2 separate regions of the Homo sapiens genome follow, and region 1 is linked to region 2. The links are chromatin loops, found by intact Hi-C in ENCODE. Cell type or tissue: IMR-90. All regions are shown on one strand.

Region 1 (8,000 bases), 310 kb after region 2:
TCTCGACAAAGGACAGGTTGTGGACTGGGGGTGTCACTGGTGGGCCGCTGTGCAGCTATGGGGCCTGGGGCCTTTAGGCGGCCTCCCTAGGGTGTCATCACCAGAGACCCAGCTGCAGGGTCCTTCAGGCTCTCAGAAACCCATGACTAGTGACCACCTTTTCTGCTCCTCACAGCCCTCATCTTGGCTTCTGAAGAACCGTGGGTCGGAGGCACCGCGAATACTCCATAAATATTTGTTGAATAAATGAATAAGTAAATGAAAGCAAGAGTGGTGCTAGAAAAAGGCAAATGAGAACGAGGCTGGTCTTTCTCCATGTCTATCATGGCACTCTGTGGTTCACACTGGTGAAAGCAGTTTAACATGGTAAAAATCTGACATGCCCTTATTAAAGAGAAAATATGAAAATACTGAAATAATCTGCCTTACCTATTAGATACGCATGAGAGAGAATGGATTAGAGCTTCTCTTCCTGCCTTGTTTTAATAAATGAAATACTGGTTTGTTCTGCATCCGTATTGTGGAAATGGGTGTAGCTTCTTCATCAGAGACCAGCCATCCCCAGGAGGAGCAGCGTCTTGTGATGACAGTCAGCTACGTCACTCTTTCCTGGCATTGTGAAGGCCTGTTGATTACAGCTTAGACAAAGACAATGCCGATCTGAAATAATCATCACCTTCAGACAGACACTCGGTTCTTCACCCTTTCCTGTGTGCCACCCGCACCCCCTTCCCCAGGCGATCAAGCAAACAGAGCTTCAAGATAACCTACTCCATTGAGAATGTATTTTAATTGAGTTAATACCAAATGAAACAAGGGCTTCTTATGTGTCAGGCACTGTGCTAAACACTCTGAATGTATCATCTCATTTCATTCCTCCCAGGATACAAAAAGGAAGGCGTAGTCCGTCCCTGCAGTACAGATGAGGCATCAGAGGCAGGGGCAGTTAAGGACGCTGCCGACAGCGTTCCACTGGACAGCCGTGGTGTTGGCCTTTAAACCCACGCCGCCCCTCCAGTGCCCAGGGCAGCTGCTCACCACTCTCCTGGCAACGTTCCAACACTGCTCCCTGTTGGTGTGATGAGAAGCCAGAAACCACCCCTCTGCACGTGCCCCGAGCCTGGACTGTTCCGTTGACCCTGGGCAGCCGTCTTTGGGTGTCAACTGCAGGTTCATCCGGCTCCCCAAGGACTGGCCACAGACATTGTTTTCTCAGCCTATTTTTCTCCATCTATACCTTTTCTTCCTCAAGTTAGGGAATCCACAAGAAAGTGATGAATAACACTTTGAAGGTATTATCTCATTTCATCCCTCCCAGAAAACTCAAAAGGAAGGATTCTGTCCCTGCAGTACAGATGAGGCATCAGAAGCCGAGGCCGGTCCAGCTGCCCACCCATCAGGTGGGAAGGGCCTCACGTTGTGGGAGGGAACAGTGTCTGCCCTGCGTGCAGTCACCAGGACTTCTCCTAGTCACTCGGGTGGGGAACCATTTCTCTAGTGCTTCCTGTCCCTGCCTGTGACAACACCCTCAGGGGTGGCTTCCTGTAGGACCTGGGATGCTCCCAGGATGATCATTGATGTGGAGGGACAGGGTCCTCTATCAGTGGGATCCTAGCATGGGAGGGGCGTCAGCATCTGGCCCTCTAGGGAGTCTGCCTCCAAGTAAGGGCCACCCAGTGTGGCTTCTTGCCTTTACATTCATTAGAAGGCATCAGTGCGTCCTTGCCATGTTAATCAGTAAAAGGAGTGGGCTCATTTAAATAGCTGGCGTGAGTCGGGGGTTAGGGGTTTATGACCCAGCTTTCTTCCCTTAGAAGTGCAGTTGCAGGAAGGATGTTGTTCAGAGATACCCTGACTCCCAGTGAGAGGTTCTAGCACCTTCATCGGGGACACATTAGTACACGCAGCTGGCGGCTGCCCCAGGAGCCCTCACAAGCTCCACCTACCTTTTCTCCAGGTTATTGTTTTCCTTCTCCTTCCACATGGACCTATACCCTTCTTCCTTCATTTGTATCCCTTTGCTCCATCCTGCTTCTCTCTTCTCTCTTCTCTCTTTCTCTTTCTCTTTTCTTTTCTTTCTTTCTTTTTTTTTTTTTTTTTATTTTGAGACAGGGTCTCTCTCTGTCACCCAGGCGAGTGCAGTGGCACCATCTCAGCTCACTGCAGCCTTGACCTCCCAGGCTCAAGCAATCCTCCCGCTCATCTCGAGTAGCTAGGACCACAGGCACTCACCACCACATCTAGCTAATTTTTCTTTTTAAATTTTTTGTGGAGACTAGGTCTCCTTATGTTTCCCAGGCTGGTCTCTAACTCCTGGGCTCAAGCGATCCTCCTACCTCAGCGTCTCAAAGTGCTGGGATTACAGGCATGAACCTCCGTGCCGGCTCTCTCTTTGTCTTCGCTACCTGTAGGTTGGTCAGTGGTCCACATCAATGAGGCGCCCCCTTGCATGAGTAGTCTCCCAGCCCCTGATTTTGTTACGTGCATTAAACACTACTAGAATTACCATGACAGTTTCCAAGCTGGCGCCATCCTTCACATCAGCACCAGTTGTGAATTTACTAATTTATGAAAAGGAAGCAACAACCCCAAAACCCAGTCCCAGGGGTGGGGCCGGTGGACCGTGGCCTCCGACTTAACTTGTGTGTATAAAAGTTCTTTACTAGACCTTGCAAAATCAAAAGTCTACTGAAGCCCTAACCCAAAGATGATTCAGAAACCTGCTGGCAACCACAAAAGAGCAATTTGTGTCCATTTCTAGCCGTCAGAGTTTAAAAAATATTATGGTCTTGTGGCTGGCCAGGTTGGCACTGTAGTGGCAATGGCTTCCAACTTTTTTTTTTTTTTTTTTTTTAATTTTTCCATTCTGAGTTCATCTTTGTGGAAGCCAGACCCAAGCGCAGGAGTTCAAAGCCCATGCTGTGGAGGAACTGCGACTTCAGGGGCTTCCATCCAGGTCGATATCAGTGGGTGCCTTTCCAACATGCCTCCTACTTAATTTCCTCTGTGCACGTTGATAACTCAAGTGCCTTTGAATTGCTTTCCTGTGCCCCTTCTTCAAATGTCCAAATTTAGCATCACTTCTGAGTCCTCAAATTTATTATGCTTCCTCTTCCAGACCCATTATTTGTGTATTTTTTTTTAATAACAAAACTGTAACCTCCAGAAATAGTCCGCCAGGTACTTTATGTTTTAACTGAATCTGCACTGCCTGTCATCTAGAGTCATTCATTGTGACATCATAAAAAGCAGGCCTGACAATGCATTAGCAGTCTGACTGGGCATTTGTGGATTTTCTAGTTACCATTCTGCCAGCGCAACCTACAATTCTTGTTCAAATTGAACTTTGCTGAAGAGTAATATTCATCCATTATGTTTTCAGAGCAGTTTTCTCTTTTCTGACTGACCTTTAATTTTATGCTAACCTCTATACTTCAGTCTTCATCTTCTCCGGACCCCAGATTTCCCCTTTCCAAAATTAGCCCATTCGTTACCCTGTATCAGAGGGATATTTGCACGGGGTGGTATACTGAATAGACCAAATCATGCTGAAAAAAGAAATTGCAGGCTTCCAGGCCCAGAGAGCTTTCAGAGCAAATTCTGGAGCGGAACATGGCTGAGGCCATCACAGAAGCATGTTAGGCACCTGACAGCGGGGTTGGTGAATGTGAGTCGCTCTAAAGAGATGCCCAAAGCCCCTTCTGCCAACCAGAGGAGAACGCTGCTCCTGGCTCTTTCAGTGAGACCTACAGCCTTGGCGGTCAGTTTCTGTATCTGGATACCAATGCCTAGATACAGACGCCTCCGGAAGGGGAGGGGCTTTTGAAGGAACAGGCTAGGCCAGTGTGTCATGACCATCCACTGGTCTAGAACATGACACTAGGGTTGGAAAGCAATGGAAAGCAGCAGGCATCTGCTAGACTGCAGATCTGGGAACCAGGAAGGGATCGCTGGATAAAGGCATGGCTTTAATGGGGCCTCCCCAGCCCCACCCCAATGACCACAGCGAAGCATGGCTGACTGGACTTTGAGGGCCCCCACGGGAGGACCAGGCTCAGGATTTTGTTCATGGAGGAGGGAAGGGTAACTGTTTGTCTCACTTCCCACAGAACCCCCAGTTCATTAGGCAGGCAGCAAGCCTCTGGCTGATTTCTTAAGTTAATCCACACATCTATCCCGTGCTCCTGGGTATCAGGCCCAGTGCCAGGCTGCAGCTGCCTGGGTGATAACAAGTCAGTGTGGCTCATGAGGACCTTGGAGGCCACTGAGAAGATGGGGAATGTGAGCCAGTGGTTACAGGCATTCCAAATGTTGCATTTTTTTTGTTTTTTTTTTTTTGAGACGGAGTCCTGCTCTGTACTGCCCAGGCTGGAGTGCAGTGGTGCAATCTCAGCTCACTGCAACCTCCACCTCCTGGGTTCAAGCCATTCTCCTGCCTCGGTTTCCCAAGTAGCTGGGATTACAGGCACCCACTACCACGCCTGGCTAATTTTTTGTATTTTTAGTACAGACGGGGTTTCATTCACCGTGTTGGTCAGGCTGGTCTTGAACTACTGACTTCAGGTGATCCGTCCGCCTCAGCCTCCCAAAGTGCTGGGATTATAGGCGTGAGCCACTGTGCCCAGCCCAAATGTTGCTATTCTAAGGAGAATCACTTTTTAAAAGAAGGGTATCATTTTCCATTGTGGTTGAGAAGGAGTCATGTGAATGAACAGAACTGTCTCCTAATTTTTCTCATAATTAGCTGCTGCATATGCAGTGAATAGACTTGCTCATTTTCTGTTAAACATATTGTTTTTCACATGCTCATATTTCAGATGTTTCCCAAGCAGTTGCTAGTAGTTGTTTCGCTGGCCTCATCTCTCCTGAGATGAGAGATGGGGCTGTTGGCAAGTGTAACTTCTGTTTCATCTCCGTCCCGTTCACCCGGGAATTCTGTGTAAAGACCCTGCTTGTCCCATTGAACTCATGGACACAATTTGTCTGGGCGATCACATTCCACTTTGCTTTCCTTATCTTTTTCCCACCCTGTGTTAATGTGTTCAGCATGTTTTCCTAGAAGTGCCATTGTTAATGTCTTTTAAAATGTAAGATAATTAGTTTCATTTTTCTAAAAAGAAAAATTTGATCTCATTTCCTTAAACATATCAGAAAATATATTTTTGGCTTTGAAACCCTATGCAGCAGTACACATTTTAGCTGGTAATGGGCGTCCTATAGCGAAGCTACTAGAAGAGCCATTCTTGCTAACTTGTCTGAAGGAGAAATCTACCAGAGCGACCCCCATGGGGAGTCCGCTTGCACCTGTCAGAGCCCAGCCCTTGCTAGGTACAAAATAGATGTTTATTAATTAAATGGTTTATAGTTTTCTATGTCATGTGGACTGCGTTGCAAAGTAGATAATTTAAAATTTCCCGGATGACCTGTATTTTTATTAAATTGGAATTTTGGCACCTTGTGCAAACAGAAGGAAGTTTAACCCAAAATTCTTAGTTATTTTGGTTTGTTATATATGGCAGTTTTGACAAAGTTAAAGTGATAGTGTAACATTTTTGGGTGGAGAAGAAAACCAACCACGCTCCCTCTGTAGGAAGTGACAGGCTGTTTGTATTCTTGTCCTATTTCTGTCATTTTTTATCTGTCTTCTGATTATGCTCGTGGCGTGTACTTGCACAAGTAGCACCTTAGGATTTTAGCCCCTTCTCTAAGCACACTGTGAAACCCGAATATCAATTGAGAAAAACGCGTCAAAGCCACACGGTACGGTTTCCTCCCTAAAGTCATGCAATCCAGGAAAGCGTTCACAGGACTGTCAGGAATGAGAACGGTGCTTCATAAAAGCCTACTCACCATCAGCCTAAGAGCAGAGGTAAGAGGGTAGATTGTTTCTGATGCAAAGCACCAACCGCATACTTCCTAATGATTTCTTTTAGCCTTTCACAGTGGGGTGTAACAATTGTAATGCCTTATTACATGGTAGTTTTTAAGTCTTGCCCTTGGATTTTCTATAGAGTCTGGGAGCCTATAGACAGTAGGTGCTGAAGACTTTTCAGTGGTTCATGTTCTACAGCATTTCTCAGGCTACTGATGGGCGGTCACACAGGAGTCCCCAGGGGAGGACTCTGTGGCTTCTGGAGCTGCAAGCCTGGCTCAGCTAAAGTGGGGAGGGAGGGAGGAAAGGGGCTATGCAGAGGGGCCAGTGACGATGGCTTTCAAAATGACTAATCTGTGTCGAACCTGACCAGGAAGCAGTCTTCTCAGCATTCAAAACCCAAATGCTCAAAACATAATTTCAATGACAACAAAAGCAACACAGAAATTGTGACCTCCTACCGTGCCCGGTGTTAAGACAGTACAGGTCTTATACCATGTACAGGTCGTTAACACAGAAGCATTGAGGCTGCTCAGTGGCAAATGTCTTACCTCAGATTGATTTTGGATATTTTCTGGTTTTCCAGCCCATAACTAAGCTTTGCTGTAAATGACTGCCTAACAAGTTAACAGGGGGTAGAAGTAGATACAGAATTATTGTTATTATCATTATTATTATTATTATTATTATTATTGAGATGGAGTCTTGCTCTGTCGCCCAGGCTGGAGTGCAGTGGCATGGTCTCAGCTCACTGCAACCTCCTCCTCCCGGGTTCAAGCGATTCTCCCACCTCAGCCTCCCGGGTAGCTAGGATTACAGATGCCCGCCACCACACCCGGCCGATTTTTATATTTTTAGTAGAGACAGGGTTTCACTGTGTTGGCCAGGCTGGTCTCATACTTCTGACCTCAGGTGATCCACCCACCTCAGCCTCCAAAGCGCTAGGATAACAGGCATGAGCCACTGCACCCGGCCTTGGATACAGAGTTTGAGGGGCTATCCTTACCTTTTAAGGCAAAGAGGTAATTCCAAAATAAGAATAGTAGCAATAAAAATAGAAGTTTTTACCAGGGCTCCTGCCCACAGCCTTCTGCCTCTGTGATTGGAAGGGCTCTCCTGCAGCCCAGGCCCCAGCAGGGACTCTTCCAGGCTTCACGCACTGTTGCTGCATAGAACTGGTGGCCTTGCACCTCCCAGTTTCATGTTGTGTTCACTCTGCTGTGCCACCAGCTGAAAAGCAGACTGTGTTGCTGGAATCATTCGAAACCACAAAATGTATAATAACACCTAAGCACATGGGGAAAAAGAAATCGACCTCACTAGTAATCAAAGAAATGCAAATTAAAGTAGTGAGAAGTTATGGGGAAAAATAGTTGTAATAACTAGGGATGAAAAGGTTCAGCAAGACCGGCTCTCCTCTGCACGACAGGAGGGACTATAAATTGGATAGTTTATCTAAGGTCAGTTTGACAACATGCATCACACAACACCCCATGATCTACTCACTTCTTTTCTAAGGACTTACTCTAAATGATCTGAGACCTACATCACGTGTTTGTGAACAATAGTGTTTTTCAAAGTGTTTTAGAATAGAATCCACATCAATGTCCAACACTGGTAAAGGGTTAAGTAAATCCTGTGTGTGTGAGGGAATACAATTCATCCATGAACATTAAGCACCTGAGGGCGTTTTCATTACACTGGAAGAAGTAAAATGCAGGGTTAATTGAGCGTTTTAGGTTCACATTTCTTGGCTTAGAGCTCTTTCACAAATCCTTGCAGGCTGTGTAACTTGGGGAAATCATTTAACCTACCTGTGCCTCAGTTTTCTTATCTGTAAAAGCGGGAAGTAGTGGTAATTATAACGTTGAAATGAAATAATTCACTTGGCATGCTTAGCACCATGCATGGTACAGCATGGGTGCCCAGTAGATGTTAGTATTAAGCAAGTTACTTAACACCTGTGCCTCAGTTTCCTCCTCTGTAGAGTGGTATTGACAGTAGCTTCTACCTCAGAAGGATGTTGGTGAAGCTTAAATGAGTTAGTTTGCAGAAAGCACATGGCTTGGACCTAGCACACAGCAACCACCGTGTAAGCAGCTGCTGCTGTTTGTGCTACAAGTGTCAG
Region 2 (8,000 bases):
ATCTGGCAACTGTAATCCTGGGGCTTCCTCATTTCCCCATGTGCTGTTTTGCCCTCCCTTCATTACACCACACTCGGCTCTCGGGGTACAAAGAGGAGTGAGACCTCCCTTCCCTCAGGGAACTCACGGTCACAGGGAGAGTTCCCATTCCTCAGGGAACTCACAGTCTAACATAAGAGATAAGAATATGAACAGAGATGACCAAAGCAATGCAAACTCTATTTCTGAGAATTTGGGAGCCCTTGTTGGAATAGGGACAGCTTTAGAATTTAGAAAAGATCACAGATCATGGAACAGAATAACAGAATAGGAAGTCCAGAAACTAATCTGAATTTTTATAAGAACATACTTTTTAGCATATGATAAAGGTGGAGTTAAGACCCTGTGAGCAAAGAAGAATTGTTCAATAAGTTTTGTTAGGGCAATTAATTAACTTCCTGGGAAAAAATCCAGCTAAAATTATTACTGCTTTAAACTTCATGCCAGAAACTAATTCCAGTTGTTGTAAAGATGTTAACAAATAAAACTATAAACATACTAACAAACTAAGAGATAACAAAAAATGAACATTTACCTGATCTTGAGGATTATGAAGGACTTTCTAAGTGTGATGCTCAGTACTGTACAGAAGGTATAAAGAAAAATTGTTCTATTCATTGTAAATTTGTTTTTCTCGATAATTTCTTCTGTCTTTTCATTTGTTTTTCTGGTGTTTTGTAACATACAGAAGTTTCGATTTTTATATAATGAAGTATATCAGTGTGGGTATTCCCACTATATGAAGGTACTCATCAACAAACGGGAAAAAGACAAACACAGTAATAGAAAAAAAATGAGTCAAGGAAATACACTGGCAATTCAGAAAAGAAGAAATACAAATGGGCAATGAATACATAAAATAATATTCATCTAGTAATAATAAAAAAGAAAAAGCAAACTCAGAGTTAGTGAGTGTTAGTGAGTGCTATAACGAAATATCTGAGACTGGGGAATTTCTAAAGAAAAGAAGTTTAACTGGCTCACAGTTCCACAGGCTGTACAGGAACCATGATGCTGGCATCTGCTCAGCTTCTGGGAAGGCCTCAGGAAACTTACAGTCACGGTGGAAGGCGAAGGGGGAGCGAGACATCTCACAAGGTGGGAGCAGGAGCCAGAGAGAGTGAGGGGGCAGGTGCCACACTTTTAAATGACTAGATCTCATGAGAACTCACTCACAATCGTGTGGACAGTGCCAAGGGGATGGTGTAAACCATTCATGGGAAATCTGCGCCTGCGATCCAATTACTTCCCGGCCCCATCTCCAACATTAGGGATTAGAATTCAACATGAGATTTAGTGGGGACACAGGAGATTTGGAAACCATGAATATAGTTTCCAAACCATGAGGGTTTGGAAAAATGAGCCTTTCATAACTGTTGTCTGAAGGTAAAATGGAACAGTTTTTCTAGAGAGCAATTTGTATTGAACATCTTAAATCTGACCAGTAACTTCTAGTATTTTATTATAAGGAAATAAAGTTGTATATCAGCTGTGACTTAACTGGGGATATTGGCTACAATGTAGCTGATCATATTTTAAAAGCTGAAAATGATACAGATGTCTACAAATAAGGTATTAGTTGAATGCATCAAGCACCATTCCCATTGTGAAACCCCATATGCAGGAGAGCCCAGGCTTGAAGCCATAGAGTATTCCTCCCCTTGCTGGGCTTACAGTATCCCCCAGTTTCTGATATCCCTCAAATTTGTAATAAGGCATAAACAATATACCTTAGCTTGAAAACAAAACAAAACAGTACGCCTTTGCATTAGGCCCTTCCTGCATCACTATAAAAAAATACCTGAGGCTGGGTAATTTACAAAGAAAAGAGGTTTAATTGGCTCATGGTTCTGCAGGCTGTACAGGAAACATGGCACTGGCCTCTGCTTCTGAGGAAGCCTCGGGGAGCTTACAATCATGGCAGAAGGCAAAGGGGGAGCAGGCACGTCACATGGAGTGAGCGGGAGCAAAATCGAGGGGAGGTGCCACAAACTATTAAACAACCAGGTTTCCGAGAACACATCCAATTATCACCAAGGGGATGGCGCTAAGCCACTGATGAGGGATCCACCCCCATGATCCAAACACCTTCCACCAGGCCGCACGGCCAGCACTGGGGATTATATCTCAACATGGATTTGGTGGGGACACAGATGCAAACCATATCAACCTTATAAAAATAAGCATTTATTTCATTTTAAACATTAAATGCAAAGTTTTCTTTTCTGGAAGATGCAGGCCAGTGAGCTAGAAGTAATACCTTACGACAGAATAGTTCTATAAAAATAGCTACTTTCAACTGGGTGCAGTGGCTCACGTCTGTAATCCCAACATTTTGGGAGGCCGAGGTGGGTGGATCACCTGAGTTCAGGAGGTCAAGACCAGCCTGGGCAACATGGTGAAAACCTGTCTCTACAAAAATACGAAAATTAGCCGGGCATAATGGCAGGTGCCTGTAATCTCAACTACTTGGGAGGCTGAGGCAGGAGAATTGCTTGAATCCAGGAGGAGGAGGATGCAGTGAGCTGAGATTGCACTAACGCATTCTACCCTGAGCGACAGAGCAAGACTCTGTCTCAAAAAATAAAATAAAAAAAAAGTACCTACTGCCAAGTGGCTGGAGAACATTTTATTCTGCTAAAGGGATTAAATATCCCCCACAAAAATTAAAAAGTCCTCACATCCATCCCCAAACTCATTGCTTACGCAGGACTTTCCTTGGAAGTATCAAAATCAAATATACTTCTATCTAACTTTGAGATTCTTCAACATCCATGTGGGAGTGGCAGGACTCTGTGTGGCCTGAGGGTGGCCTTGAGTGTGTGTCCGAGTGGAAGGCCCAGGATCTGGGGACTGACCTGGGGTCAAATGGCACAGCCAACTTTTTTTTTGAGACAGAGTCTTGCTCTGTTGCCAGGCTGGAGTGCAGTGGCACAATCTTGGCTCACTGAAACCTCTGCCTCCTGGGTTCAAGTGATTCTCCTGCCTCAGCCTCCCAAGTAGCTGGGATTACAGGTGCCCACCACCACACCTGGCTAATGTTTGTATTTGTAGTAGAGACAGGGTTTCGCTATGTTGGCCAGGCTGGTCTGGAATTCCTGACCTCAGGTGATCCTCCCGCCTTGGTCTCCCAAAGTTCTGGGATTACAGGCGTGAGCCACCACACCCAGCCAGCACAGCCAACTTCTAATGAGGCCACCTTAGACAAGTTACTTACTGTCTCTAAGCCTCCGTGTTCTCATCCATGAAATGGGTTTAATCACTCAGATTTGTTGAGATGATTAAAAAGGAAAATACCTGCAAGGCAATAGCACCATGCTAACACAGAGCTGGCTAGTCAGTTCCGGTGCTGGTTTGTCCTCTCTCACGCTCCGATTGCGAGGCCCCTTGCTTTTCCTTTCGCCTCCAGCAGCAGTGTATTCCCCCGGGGAGGCTGCCTTCAGTTGCAGGCTTCTTTGCACTGTTTCGTATGTCCTTTTCCCAGGCACCCGAGCAAGGGCCACTGGTTATGACACAGGCACTGAGGAGGAGCCTTGAATCAAGGGCAGAGCTCTGACTTTAAACTTTGACTCCCCAGGTGTGACCTATAGCCAGTCGTTGTCTGATCTGTGCCCCACTTTCTCATGTCCAAAATGAGAAGACTGAACCAGTCCTCTCCAATGCCTTTCGTATGGCTTTAAGATGAGGTATGTACCTCTCACTTGGAGGAGGGGCTGGCAAAACCACTTGAATTTTAATTTGAATTGAGGCATATTGGCAGAGGTTGTAAAATGTCCTCACATGGTTCAAGGAAGATGATGATGCCCTGCCTGCTCCTGGTGCCCCTTTCAGAGAGGTTAAAAGCCTTTCCATTATTTTAACTTTTTTTTTTTTTTTTTTTTTGAGACAGGGTCACGCTCTGTTGCACAGGCTTAAGTGCAGTGGCGCGATCTCGGCTCACTGCAACCTTCGCCTCCTGGGTTCAAGTGATTCTCGTGCCTCAGCCTCCCAAGTAGCTGGGATTACAGGCATGTAATCACGCCCAGCTAATTTTTTTGTATTTTTTAGTAGAGACAAGGTTTCGCCATGTTAGCCAGGCTGGTCTCGAACCCGTAACGTCAGGAGATTCACCTCCCTCAGCCTCTCAAAGTGCTGGGATTACAGGCATGAGCCACCGCGCCCGGGCTCTGGTTCTATTTTCATGATGCTATTTACAAGAGTAGGTGGAGCGCTCCTTCTATGGAACTTTTCATTTGGTAAATTGTGTGACTGTGGAAGTAAACCATGTCTGAAAGCTTAGGTATCTTCTTTCCGGCCTCAATTTCCTCTCTTCCTCTAAAAGCGAACTTCTTTCGCCTAGTTTGACCCTCGAGGCTTCCCATTTCTTTTGCCCCCCCCCTCCCCCCCGACGCATGCGCGAAAACGCGCTGACCTTTCAGCTTCGCGCTAGTGCTGTTTTTTTTTTTTTTTTTTTTTTAGCAATGGCGGTTCCCGGCGTGGGGCTCTTGACCCGTTTGAACCTGTGTGCCCGGAGAAGAACTCGAGTCCAGCGGCCTATCGTCAGGCTTTTGAGTTGCCCAGGAACTGTGGCCAAAGACCTTAGGAGAGACGAGCAGCCTTCAGGGAGCGTGGAGACAGGTGATGGCGCCGGTTTGCCCTGTAGTTCCGTCCCACAGCGGGCGAGGAGTCTGGGATCACGGGGAAACACGTGGCCTGTGGAAACGGCTGTGGACCCTTTGGCAAGAGGGTGGGGCTGTGTCCTGTCCTCTCCTCTCCTCTGATCTCTGTAGGGGAACCCAGGGTCGCCGCCGTTGCTGAGGCAGAAGTGAGATGTGTGATGTTTGTTTGGGGCGACTCCTGTGTACAGTAATGGAGTTGTTTAGACTTCCATGAAATTCAGGTCAGGAACCCAGTTTGCTTGCACTTTACAGTTTGACGAAATAGTGTTCCCAATGATAGTAATGCTACACACCTGAGCCAGTCGCTGCATCGTGTACGTATATTTCTGATTTTGATACATTAAGTTGTTGCTGGAGGCCGAGTTATATTGTAGCCTGATGAATCAAGAGGATTCTTGGTTCCTAGACATAGGGTTCTGTCTATGAAATGTACTGCCGTTTACTTTATTCTTTTTGGCCATTTTGAACCAAATCAGTCTGGTAACAGATTTGGATTCACTGCAACAGGCTGTTGTCCCGCGTTCGTTCTACATTTATATGCTTCTTTGTGTATTGAGAAGCCAGTGTTATTGAACCTCTCTTGTGACTCAAGAGCTTGTGTATTCTATTTACAGTTCTTAAAACGATCTTGCAAGAAATGTATCACTGTGTCCATTTTACAGATGTAGAAAATGGTTCAAAGAGGTAAATAACTTAGGCAAGGTCACTAGCTCAGTTAATTTAGACTTCTAGTCAAATTATTAAACAAAATGTATTGACTTCTACGATTCCTTGGAGCTATTTTTTCCCTAAAATAAGCTGGTGTCTTTATCAGACTGTATAAAAGACTTACATTGGCAGGCAGTGAGAAATCTTTATGTATTTCATTCAAATATTGATTGGATTGTATTTAGTGGAAGCTACTTCTGTTGAACATTTCTAAGTAACGCTGAAAATTTGAGTAAGGATTCTGCCAAAAAAGCTATTGTAATTTAACATTTGTATGGGTGTTTAAATTTGAGAGTATGTTCATATGCTCTTTGATATATGAAACAACCCTGTAGCGTAGGTGTGGAAGGAAATAACTGTTACTCCATTTTATAGATGAGGGAACAGGGTAGTCCAAGGGTAGCTTGAGTAGTTCAAGCTAAACTCAGCTATTCGGTGGCAAAAATTAAAAAACCCACTGTTTTTTTTTTTTCTTTTTCGGGACGAAGTCTTGCTCTGTCACCCAGGCTGGAGTGCAATGGCACGATCTTGGCTCACGGCAACCTTGGCCTCCCGGGTTTAAGTGATTCTCCTGCCTCAGCCTCCCGAGTAGCTGGGATTACAGGCACGTGGCACCACGCCTGGCTAATTTTTGTGTTATTAGTAGAGATGGGGTTTCACCATGTTGGCCAGGCTGATCTTGAACTCCAGACTCAGGTGATCTGCCTGCCTTGGCCTCCCAAAGTGCTGGGATTACAGGCGTGAGCCACCGCGCCCAGCCAGTAAAACTCACTTCTAATTCCAAGACTATACTCTTCATTTACTGTAGCTTTGCTATTTTTCTTTTTTAAGGAAATGTTTCATTTTGTGTCATTAGAATAATACGACTAAATATTCAGGGATTCTTGCAGGAAATAACAAAATCCTCATTTGGATGTCTTTACCATTTTAAAGAAGGACAGTTAAGTACACCTTATACTCACCTAGAAGCATGTGATTTTATAATTGGAAGGAACTTGAGAAATATCCAATTCAGTTTTTCATTCAGTGTGAGGATTCATTACCAGTTTATAGCAATAAGGAACATTGTTGCATAAATCAGTCAATTCCATTTTTGGTCAGCCTCTAATGGTTGAAAAATATTTATAGTGAGCTAAAATCTGTTAATTTCCCATTTCCAGGTTGGTCTTAGTTTTGACATAGGTTTCATGTTAGTAGTGGAAAGAGCTGTAGTAGAAAGACAATAAGAGTACATGGTGTATTATTCGGGATTCTTTCTGATACAGGTAACAGAAACTAACTCAAAATAGCTTAAGTAGAAAAGGGAGACTATACCAATCTGTGTAACCAAACTCCAGAAAGAGACATATATCATACTTTAAGGTCAATTGGTTTGACGTGGTCAGTGTGAGATATTTTCATTTTCCTTAGCTGTTTTTTGGTGGCCTTATAATCTTGGGCTCTTCTACATGGGATGTTGATGATGGGGGTGATGGTCACCAGCAGCTCCACGTTCACATGCTTGCGGCTTCCGATTGATCACATGCCCACCCTTTGGATGAAGAGGAGGTGTCCAAAATAGTCTGATAATCCCTATCTCATGGGGTGGGGGATAAGTGTGACAGTTCCACCACAACCACATAGAGTGGTTTTTTACTAGCAGGGGTGTGCTGTTACCAGAACTGTTACCTGAACAGGTTTAGCTGTTGTTTGGATGCCAGCAGCCAAACCAACAACAGCTAAACTGCAGGAGGCTACCCAGCTTATTAGGTATTTGACTTTGGGCAGTTTTTTTCACCTGCAGTGATACCTACCCTGTCTATCTTAAAAGGTTATTGTGAATTTCAGAAGAGTGTGTATGTGACAGTGCTTGGAAAACTATTAAGAGAAGGTGCTATATTATGTTTAAAGCCAGTGCTCAGCTCTCAGATTCTTACAGTTTTTTTTTTCCAGGCTGTAAATCCTCTCTTTATCTGTAGTAATTGTATATTAGAGTTTCTAGACTTTTTGTTATTCCTCTCTGGATGCTCTCTGGCTTATCTATTATGTCCAGAGTAGAACATGTACTCCATATGTGGCCTGATTAGTAAGTACCAAAGAAGTGTTATTACCCCTTAAATTTGGATTTTTAAAAACGTTTGTCTCAATAAGGCCTGAAGTTCTTTATATGAATTCATTCTCTTCCTATCCTCAATCCAGAAGTTAAGACATTCCTATGATGCATCAGACTTTCAGGCCTCTTTTATAAAACTGCTAGGTTAATTTTTCCCCCATTACGTGCATGCATCTTTATTTTGTTTTTAATTCTAAATACAGGATAGTATTCTGTCTTTTTTTTTTTTTTTTTCTTTTGAGAAGGAGTCTCTCAGTCACCCAGGCTGGAGTTCAGTGGCGCTATCTCGGCTCAGTGCAACCTCTGCCTTCTAGCGATTCTCCTGCCTCAGCCTCTTGAGTACCTGGGATTACAGGCACGCGTTACCACACTTGGTTAATTTTTTGTATTTTTAGTAGAGATGGGATTTCACTATGTTGGCCAGGCTGGTTTGGAACTTCTGACCTCAAGTGATCCACCCTCCCTGACCTCCCAAAGTGCTGGGATTACAGGCATGAGCCACT

Evidence for each region. Peaks named below come from ENCODE experiments on the same cell type or tissue, not always from the same donor. Only the 100,000 strongest peaks of a DNase experiment are listed, where the experiment ranks them.
Region 1: it touches region 2 in a loop (4-fold over the local background); 6 of 110 quality-filtered maps call a loop at or near these places.

Annotation. Positions count from the first base shown.
Region 1 is chr10:30,032,789-30,040,788 of GRCh38, reverse strand. The region is part of intron 2 of JCAD (junctional cadherin 5 associated); the gene reads left to right. Among named protein-coding and RNA genes, the nearest start is that of JCAD, 23 kb to the left of the region's middle. RefSeq lists an enhancer at 5,600-6,196. In IMR-90, no CTCF peak of the experiment used is centred here; no DNase peak of the experiment used is centred here.
Region 2 is chr10:30,345,775-30,353,774 of GRCh38, reverse strand. It overlaps MTPAP (mitochondrial poly(A) polymerase), which reads left to right and starts at 4,497. Exons shown (of 9, transcript NM_018109.4): 1 at 4,497-4,656. The coding sequence starts at 4,500. RefSeq lists enhancers at 4,486-4,625, 4,656-4,705, 4,756-4,825, 4,836-4,935, 5,517-6,017. In IMR-90, no CTCF peak of the experiment used is centred here; a DNase peak (open chromatin) is centred at 4,424; H3K4me3 peaks cover 1,310 bases; H3K27ac peaks cover 1,120 bases.